2 separate regions of the Homo sapiens genome follow, and region 1 is linked to region 2. Evidence: chromatin contacts called from ENCODE Hi-C or POLR2A ChIA-PET data. All regions are on one chromosome and are shown on one strand. Each heading gives the region's core, a stretch centred on a gene start or an enhancer-like site at or near the end of the contact. The rest is flanking DNA. Distances are from core to core; before and after follow the strand shown.

Region 1 (5,082 bases), core at 1,758-4,257, 40 kb before region 2:
TTGTTGGGGGATGACGCTGCGTCTCATCGCTGACGTAATCCACAATAGTAAAGAAAAGGCTAATGCCAACTTTCTGAATCCCAGGTGTAGGCTGCAACTTGTAGGCATTCACTAAGGCCCTGTGGGAAAATGTGGGTAAGACTGCAGTCTACAGTAAAAGATTCCATACTCACAAGGCCTTCTTTGATACCCTACAATTTCTCAGGCAATATTCTTAAGAATCCTCAGAGCACCCATGAAAATGTCACTTTAGAAATATTTCATGGAGTAAATATATGTATCTTCCAATTTTACTGACAACTGATTTTCTTTTTTTTTTTCTTTTTGGGGTGGGGGAGACAGAGTCTCACTCTGTCACCCAGACTGGAGTGCAATGGTGTGATCTCGGCTCACCACAACCTTCGCCTCCCGAGTTCAAGTGATTCTCCTGCCTCAGCCTCCTGAGTAGCTGGGATTACAGGCACACGCTACCACACCTGGCTAATTTTTGTATTTTTCTTTTATTTATTTTATTTTATTTATTTATTTATTTTTTGACGGAGTCTCACTCTGTCACCCAGGCTGGAGTGCAATGGCGCAATCTCAGCTCACTGCAACCTCCACTTCCAGGGTTCAAGCGATTCTAACACCTCAGCCTCCCAAGGAACTGGGATTACAGGCAGCTGCCATAATGCCCAGCTAATTTTTTTGTATTTTTGTAGAGACGGGGTTTCACCATGTTGGCCAGGCTGGTCTTGAACTCCTGACCTCAGGTGATCTGCCCGCCTCGGCCTCCCAAAGTGCTGGGATTGCAGGCATGAGCCACCGCACCTGGCCAATTTTTGTATTTTTAATAGAGATGGGGTTTCACCACGTTGGTCAGGCTTATGTCAAACTCCTGACCTCAAGTGATCCGCCCACCTTGGCCTCCCAAAGTGCTGGGATTACAGGCGTGAGCCACTGCATCTGGCCGATTTTCAATACTTAGTAATAATTTCATAGTCTCCTAGGGGAAAAAAATCAGCTATAAGAACTAATTAACATTCTCATCCTTATTAAAAATGTTCATATTTTGCATGTAATTCATAATTTGTTATTTAACTTTTTGTATTCTTTATATAATTTTTTTAAACACAAAACCCTGATTTCTCTACATTTTAAAATCCAAAACACTGACTAAAGTTGAGATAAAGATTTCTGTGTAGAATAAGATCCTAGAATAAAGATAGCCCTTCCAATTCTCACACCTTTTTGTGTCCCTTTCCCAGTAAAAGAAACATCAACCTCTTGTTTGCCTGGTCTCCTCCTTCCCAGGAGCCCCAGCCCAACACACAAAAGGACTCGATGCTCCCCTCCATACACCATCCTACTCTACTGAGGGGATCAGCTGTTGGAACTGGAATGTGGAGTCAGTCACCTTAAAGTAAAGGCAGAGTCAACCCCCACCTCCCAAGTCATGTCATGGTGGCTTTGGAAAGAAAGAGGACAGTGAGAGAAAGCCACAATGAAAGCCAAAAGAAAACGATGGTCAAATGCAAGTTCACAACCACACTTGAGAGTCCTAATTCCCCTAAATAATTGTGCTATGAACTTTGTTCAGTCATCTGAGTTGACAAGGATAAGTTCCTGGGTAAATGTGACTTTGATATAACACATAAGCACTAAATCTCTCCACAACTGAATTTCAATGCACTATATCATCTCACAATTCAGGGGTCAGCAAACTTTTTCTATATAGGGCCAGATAGTTAATATTTTCTGCTTTATATCTCTGTTACAACCACTCAATCCTTCTGCTGCAGCATAAAAGCCATAGAAATTATAAATAAATGGGGATGGCTGTGTTGCAATAAAACTTTATTTATAAAAATAAGTAGCAGGCCAGATTTGACTCAAAGGCCGTAGTTTGCTGATGTCTGTACTAAATTAACCTGTGGGTGCTGCAGGGGTGGTGGTGGTATAGTAGCATGTATGATTACTATTCATGATAACAAAACAGTATTTCAAATTATAATGCCTGCAAAACTTACGTGATCAAGTTTTCTGCATGTACAGCAGCTTCCACAATATTAAGTGATGGTGGTTTAGCAGCTTCTGCTTGCAACTGCTTCACTTCCTTCCGTAAAACATGAAGCTGTTGGCTTATGGCTTCATTCTTATGCATGCCTTCAAACTAACAAAAATTAAAGTTATCAAAAGACATTTCCCCCCATGTGTCAGGTTTCCCATGAAGACTCAAACTGAAATAAAATTATTGTCTTATAAAAATACCAAAATTTGTATCTCTTTATATGACTGCCTTATAAACTGGTAAGATCTTGAATTAATTTATCAATAGTTCAAAGCCTTTTGTAGGATACTATTTCACTTATGTTTCAACTCCTGAAATCCTCATCAAAAACACATCCCATGTCTTCCACCACTGAGGCTTTTCTTGAAGCACAGGAAGCCCCTCCACTGCTGATCATGGCTCCCCAGCCGTAGCCCTTCTGTGTGCTCTCAATCCAACATACAAAACACTCAACTCCAAACACTCAGGCTGCGTACACATGTGTGCCCAGCATTAAAAAAAGATGACACAGATGCTGCTCACAAATGTCGTTTTGAAAGGAAGAAAATATATATAATCATAAAACAAACAACAAAATAAGATAAAATATGGGGAAATGCCCAAACCAACTCCATGCCAAGGAAAGAGCAATTGGCTAATTCCTAAATTCACCAATTTAGGTTCCTAGAAGCTGGTCTTTGATAAAATTTTTATTGGTTTTCAGTAAAGGTGGAAAAACAAGGAGAATTTATTGAGCTTCTTTAAAAAAAAACTAAATTTTTTTCAACTCAAAAGATTATCCTTTTTTAAGATTAGCCTTTCTTATTTGAGAAGCCATCAACAAACCCTTTCTCTGACTGATAGTGACATACATAACTGGTTTGTTTATGCAATTTTAATGTCATTTTTTGGATGTGGATAGAGGCAGAAGAAAAGAGAAGACATCCTGGGCCCAGATTGCAACACAAACACAGAACTGACATGACAGCTGTGGGGGATATGGGACAGAGATACAGGAAGGAGGAGCCTGGCCAGGGTTGCAGAGTGCAGTAAAATCAGACTGGGGAGCTGAGAGAGCCCTCTTGGAGAGGCTTTGAAATGCAGGCCGGGGAGTCTGGACTTACAGGTACAGCTGAAGAGACCATAACATTTAGAAGGCAAGAGTTCTAAACTCTACATTCTCCTCCTGTCTTCCCCAAACACATGGGTGAGCAGTAAGGTCTACATTTTTTCCTTACATGCACCTGCCCAAACCCAGTCTTCAGCCATCACTGCAATGATTAAAGATATCCTTTATAAATAATGTAAATAATTCACAAACTTATTACCTGAGGCTCTTATGTCACTTATGAGGCCCAGGGTTATTATCATAAATTCTGTATAAAAGTTCCTGAAGGGCGGCCAGGCATGGTGGCTCACACCTGTAATCCCAGCACTTTGGGAGGCCGAGGTGCGCGGATCACTTGAGGTCAGGAGTTCGAGACATGCCTGGCCAACGTGGTGAAACCCCGTCTCTACTAAAAATACAAAAATTAACTGGGTGTGGTGGCAGGCACCTGTAATCCTGGCTACTCAGGAGGCTGAGGCAGGAGAATTGCTTGAACCTAGGAGGCAGAGGTTCCAGTGAGCTGAGATCATGCCACTGCACTCCAACCTGGGCGACAGCGTGAGACTCCGTCTCAAAAAAAAAAAAAAAAAAAAAGTTCCTGAAGGGCAATGGTCCTTCCTATTTGTTTTACTTACCCAGAACCCCAGCACAGCATAACTCTGACAATACACTGAGCAACTATTTTTTATGACTGTGATAATAATAACTTTCTTGTATAAAACTCATTAATGTATTAAAAATCTTTACAAAACTTCTTTAAAAAAGAAAAAAGCTCTGTGACATCAAAATGCACAAAAGTGAATATTCTAGAACATATAATGTTAACAATAATTAACTTTTACTATTGGAGAAATGAAAGATTAAAAAAGAAATTACTTGCATTTAATTAGATAATAAATCAATACAAGTATCTGAATTAAATTTGAAATCTTTCAAATAACAGACCAATGTTTAATATCCTAAAATGTGATTAGGAGTATCTGCAGTCAGCCTTTTTGTTCAATACATCACCAAATACAGTTAGACCGGGACTATGCGTGTCACAGAATCCCCTGGCTGGCCTGGAGAGACAGGAGCCAAACAGGAAAAGAGAGAATCTGAGATAAGGAAGGAAGACACAGAATGAAGGGAGGTGGAAAGGCAAAGGATCCAGAGACCACTTGACTGGAAAAATGCAGACAGGACTAAAACTACTCTGTAATCCAAACTTTACAACTGCCATTCCATGTTGTAGAAACTACTAAAATAAAACCAGGTGGTTTAGGCAAGTTTAGACCCTCTCACAAAAAACATCCCCAAATTATTATTATTTTCTAGTCTACTTATTTTTGTTTATTGTTCCCACTACTGTTGAAAGTTTTCTTTTTTTACTGCAATGAAGGTGAGAGCAATGGAATGTCTATCAGTTCATAATTACAAGAAGTAGTAGACAATAGAACAAAGTAGCATGGTGGAAGCCCCTCCACTTGAGTCATTTTAAGTGGACACAGAAATTTAAAAGTTTCCTTGTCTAAATTTAAAAGTTGGACAAAGCATGTCCTTCAGCCAGTTTTTACAATAATGTGAGGCCCTCAGTGGGTCTTTTCCATCGTTCATTTCTTGGAATTAACAAATTTTTCACATGATAATAAATCAATCCTGGGGTCAGCAAGCATACCCACAATACCAAAGTACATCAAAAGGAACCCAATTATAAATCACCCCATTTCCCCAGGGAACATCACTGAATTGTTAGAGCCTTCTACTGGGAAGAGAGAACACAGAAAGAAGCATGTCTCACTTCCCATAAAATATATTTGCCTTTGTATACCCCAAACAAGCTATCCATAGCTCAGACGCTTGCAGATAGCTGGAAATTTCCAGGACATTCTTTCCCAGAAAAAATCTATTAAGGAATAAAATATTTTCATGATATAATTTGAACTCTTTATAAAGGAGTCATTCA
Region 2 (5,104 bases), core at 2,508-5,007:
AAATAGAATTATGACATGATCCAGCAATTCTACTTCTCACATGCCCAAAAGAAGTGAAAGCAAGGCCCGAAAGAGATATTGGTACATCCGCATTCACAGAAACATTATTCACAATAGTCAAAAGGCAGAAGCAACCCAAGTCCCCATCAATGACTGAATGGATAAACAAAAAGTTATACACACACACACACACACACACACACACACACACACACACGCACCAAGGAATTATTATACAGGCTTAAAAATGAAGTAAATGCTGACACATGCTACAACATGGATGAACCTTGAGGATATCATGCTAGCTGAAATAAACCAGTCACAAAGACCATATATTACATAGTTCCATTAATATGAAATGTCTGAAATAGGCAAAAATCTAGAGACAGACATTAGATTAGGGCTTAGGGCCCTAATCTATGAAAGGTGCTTAGGACCCCAACCTAAGAAAGCTTCTTAGAGCTGAAGGAGATAGAAGAGTAAGAGTGATAGCTGGGCCAGGCACGGTGGCTCATGCCTGTAATCCCAGCACTTTGGGAGACCGAGGTGGGTGGATCACCTGAGGTTAGGAGTTCAAGACCAGCCTGACCAACACAGTGAAACCTCGTCTCTATTAAAAATACAAAAAAATTAGCTGGGCATGGTGGCGGGCGCCTGTAATCCCAGCTACTTGGGAGGCTGAGATAGGAGAATCACTTGAACCTGGGAGGCAGAGGTTGTAGGGAGGCAGAGGTTGCAGTGAGCCGAGATTGAGCCACTGCACTCCAGCCTGGGTAACAAGAGCAAAACTCCATCTCAAAAAAAAAAAAAGTGATAGCTGAAGTCTAAGGGTTTTTGAGGTGATGAAAATGCTCTAAAATTGACTGTGTTGAGAGTTGCACATATCTGTGAATAGACTAAAAACCACTGACGTATATACTTTAAATAGGTAAATTGTATGGTATGTGAATTACATCTCAAGAAAACTTTTGAAAAACTACATGAAGATTGCAAAAGGGATTGTGACAAATGACAGAAACAAATTAAATGTGTCCTCCTCAACTTAAGTTACTACATACTATTTATTTTGCTTTTGGCTGACTTTAAATAGGACCTTCTTTGTCAGTTGTTTATTCCAAGTATAAAATATAAAAACTATGAAAGCCAAACAAATTATGAAATAAAAATTGTTAATTAACTATAGGTCATAAGTAAAGTAAAAATATGTTATTGAACGAGGTGGACAAGTCAACCTTGAGATTTGAGAGAAACAATCACATCTTTTTATAAGCAGCAGCTAATCCCAAGTTGGTGTGGTGAGTGACACAGAGGCTGGCACAGTAAATGTTAGTTCCTTTTATCCTGTTTATACCCCTAGTGACAAGATCATTCCCAAGAACCTTCCTATTTTTGCCAATGTTCCATTACTCCAAGATTTGAAAAAACAAAAACAAACAAAATCAGTGCTCTTACCATTCCAACCTGGTCAATGGTCTCTTGAACTCTATCCAGAAGGACGGAAATTATCTCAGGGTGAACAGCTGTGATAGTCCCTAAAAGCTCTCGACCAACCTTTGAAAAAGTCTCTCTGGTAGACAAGGTGACATAAGATACCTAAATGGGGGGAAGGGGGAAGAAGATGGCACTTTTAATATCAATTAGCAGTCAAAACACACTTATATCATTTTTTCAAGCAAAGCAGAAAGAATCTTACATTGAGCCTTAATTGACACTATGTTCCAAAAAATGTTAAAACTTCATACAGGCAACTGTCTACTCTGAGGCCGAAAGGTGCAGGGAGAGGAATATAAGAGAATGGCAACTTCTTATAACAATGACTTCAAGTGTGGATTCAAAAAGTATATCCCAAAGTCTGTCGGTAACAATAAAATGGTTCCTGCAGTTTCAAAACTTTTCTAAATCTGAGGAAATCACTACAATGATGAAAATCAGAATGCATTTCATGGAAATGCCTAGCTTCCCCTACAGAATAAGAACCCTAACTACAAGACCTTCTAAAACATTGTTTACCAACTCCTTTTGAATTATGTCTTCCAAAGTGTATGTTACAATCCATTAATGCCAATGGTATTTTTTAACACAATGGAATATACAGAAAAATAACAGAATAAAATAAAATAGAAAAATGTAATAGTGTATCACAGGTAGATTAAGTATTGCTTCAATTGTACATACACACACAGGATCAGAATGTAATATAGAATGTAATTTTTATTGTGACTCCTGGTCAAAACACTGGAAACTTTACTCAAGAGCATAAATATTACTTTAGCAACAGATCTTGAGAATGTCACTTAATGTCTGTGAAAATATGTCTTCTCTCCCCAAGTTTTTCAGATCATGAAGACAGTCTGAATTCCAGATCCATCGAGATCTTAACTTTATGCATGGTTATGAAGTACCAGTATAGGAACAGCTGAATCAAGTATTTGATCCTGGAAAGAACATCCAGGTTTGTCATTCTCAAACTGGATTATTAGGGGAAGATAATAAAACCCAAATAATCATCTTCAAACATAATTTTACTTGAGCACACTAGAATACTTTGGAGGAGATATTTTGTATGCAGATAAACAGATAAATGACAGCTTAAAGTGTAAAATGTGCAAGGCTTTTTAAATATACAAAAAACTCCAATGAACATTTTGGTAACCACTTTGGGCTAGTCCCTAGATGCTCAGGGGTCCAAATTTCACTCCCCTCCACCTTCACGGATGGCTCAGTGAAAAGATGAAGAATGCAAGGATCTCCTCCCAGCCTGTAATTTCATATTATAGATGAGGAAAATGAAGCCTGGGGTAATAAGTTATCTTTTTTGATGTGAGATGGCCAATTAATAGCAGAGTTAAAACTCAGGTATCCTAACTCCAGGTTCAATATTCTTCCCACCATCTCATTTAAACTGGCTGGGAAGCTAGGTTTCTGCTACTAGCCAGAGTGGAAGAGTTTAGTTGAAGGGGTGGGGGCGAGGGAAACATACATCATAAAAACTGTGTCAGGCTGTGTCACATTGTCTCTCCCTTACTGAAACTGGTGCAACAAATTTCAAAAGATAATAAGTACTGGGGAATGGATATAATTCACATTTTCAATAATCCCTGTAGCAAAATAATGTTCCACTGATTCTCTATCCCTTCTCTGAAGTGTAGACAGTAGCTAAATAAGTCACAATTTGTAAAAGCAATCCCCCAAAAAATCAACAGATGGACAATCCAAAAGAAAACATTTTTAGCTGATTTATAAAACTTCATATTCTAACCTCATATATCTCCAGAACAATAATTTTTATGAAGTCTTCGTCCACATTGGTTCTTCTGGCCTGAGCCATCTGAGCAAAGGTAGTCAGAAGGCAAATCTCTTCTGAGCTATTCATAGAAGAAAGACACTTCTCAAAGTTGGTAAAATGTTCTGGGTCTGCAAGTTCATATCAAGAAAATTAGAGTGGGGAAAGAATAAATTTATATCTTTTAATCACTCTTCCAGAGAAAAAGATTTAGGAATATTTAAAGATACAAAAGGTCTTTCTTTGTTCCAAAATAGATTTCTACAGGCATCAGGAATAAGGCTGGACCAGATGGCCTCTGAAATTCCAACAAACTCTAAATATAATGTAGCCTCACAGAAAACATTTAACATCTCTTAGCTTCAGTACCCACATCTGTCTCAAAAGGTTACTTAATAAGAAGGTTAAATAGCATGTCACTGGTGACGTGCTTAGTTAACTGCAAAGCACTGCTGCTGTCACCAGGCAGTCACCTTCAAAGGCAGTACTGCCAACTTCAAAGGCACACTTGAAGCTACTTGGTAACTGTCAGACAAACAAAGACCTGACTAATGAAAACTGCTAATACTAGCAACTACTTGGCACAAATAGGGCATTCCAAAAAAAAGAGATTTGCTTATGAAGAAAAACTGGGGGCAAGAAATTAGTTATAACCGTAAATGAAATACTAATGAATGTCATAAACGATATAATAAATGTGATATGTTTTGCCTATATCACAAAGGATGTTGTAAAAGCAATACTAAATTCTGCCATTAGGAAGCAATATTCACAAATATACATGACAGTAAACTACATGCAAAGTTCTACAGCAGAAAGGAAAAAAAGCCCATTTTAAAAATATATGTGCTTGGCCGGGCGCTGTGGCTCACACCTGTAATCCCAGCACTTTCAGAGGCCAAAGATGGGCAGATCACTTGAAGTCAGGAGTTTGAGGCCAGCCTGGCCAACATGGTGAAGCCTCGTCTCTACTAAAAATACAAAAATTAGCTGGGCGTGGTGGCACACGCCTGTAGTCCCAGCTACTCGGGAGACTGACGCAGGAGAATCACTTGAACCTGGGAGGCGGAGGTTGCAGTGAGCCAAGATCACACCACTGTACTCCCACCTGGGCAACAGAGCAAGACTCCATTTCAAAAAAATAATAATAATAAAATTAAATTAAATATATACATATATATATATATCCTTGATGGAACTTTTCACAGTAAGAAGGCAACAAGCCAATAATTCTTTTCATATTTACACATTTGAGAAACCAAGGTAGATAGCTCACCAAATTTCCTGCATTTTCAAAATAACTCTGGGACATTTACCAAACCAATTTTCATTTTCCATCTCCAAATTGGATTTATAGTGGAAATTATTACACAAAGTATTCCCAGAATAATGAAAATTGGCATGATCATTCTAACGTATATTGTGAAAGGATATTTAAAAAGAAAAAAAAGAATTATCATTCAAACTTACAATGTTTAAGGTACAAATCAAGGAAAAGGCCTTATATTTTAAATAACTCTATAGAAAAAACAATGGGAAAGTGAAATAACTTTCTAATTAGCTTTTAAAATATTAACTATAAGGACAAACACATTTCTACAGTTATTTATCATCAGATTTGCTTATGGCTACACTTTACTAGTAGTCAGAATGTTGATTAGACTAGAAATAAACAAAAAGAAGCCAAATTAAAACAGACTGGTTTTTAACAATCATTGCTAAGAAATCTGCTAGTTAGAAAATGTTAAAACTAGTTAAAATTTGTTCCCTGGAAACTGATTTCAAGCTCACCCTACTCCTATTACCACAGATAAATAAGAA

What was found. A loop is a pair of places that touch in the nucleus more often than their neighbours do. ChIA-PET counts read pairs that join two places held with the same protein, here RNA polymerase II (POLR2A). Pooled maps may share reads with other maps.
Region 1: a map of IMR-90 shows a loop between it and region 2 (2.2-fold over the local background). The contact joins two enhancer-like sites. A Hi-C loop is called at or near these places in 4 of 168 maps with a recorded cell type or tissue (IMR-90, heart left ventricle, mammary epithelial cell and 1 more) and 4 of 50 pooled maps. POLR2A ChIA-PET finds 5 or more read pairs at or near these places in 5 of 52 experiments (Caco-2, GM12878, Panc1 and 2 more).

What each region holds. Positions count from the first base shown.
Region 1 is chr18:45,887,789-45,892,870 of GRCh38, forward strand. EPG5 (ectopic P-granules 5 autophagy tethering factor) reads right to left here. Exons shown (of 44, transcript NM_020964.3): 28 at 2,010-2,152; 29 at 1-119. Among named protein-coding and RNA genes, the nearest start is that of SIGLEC15, 65 kb to the left of the region's middle. Within about 2 kb of position 3,008, at least 2 of the 41 ENCODE cell types and tissues checked have a DNase peak (open chromatin) inside an H3K27ac peak, as active enhancers do.
Region 2 is chr18:45,927,417-45,932,520 of GRCh38, forward strand. EPG5 (ectopic P-granules 5 autophagy tethering factor) reads right to left here. Exons shown (of 44, transcript NM_020964.3): 12 at 3,260-3,414; 13 at 1,453-1,593. Among named protein-coding and RNA genes, the nearest start is that of EPG5, 37 kb to the right of the region's middle. Within about 2 kb of position 3,758, at least 2 of the 41 ENCODE cell types and tissues checked have a DNase peak (open chromatin) inside an H3K27ac peak, as active enhancers do.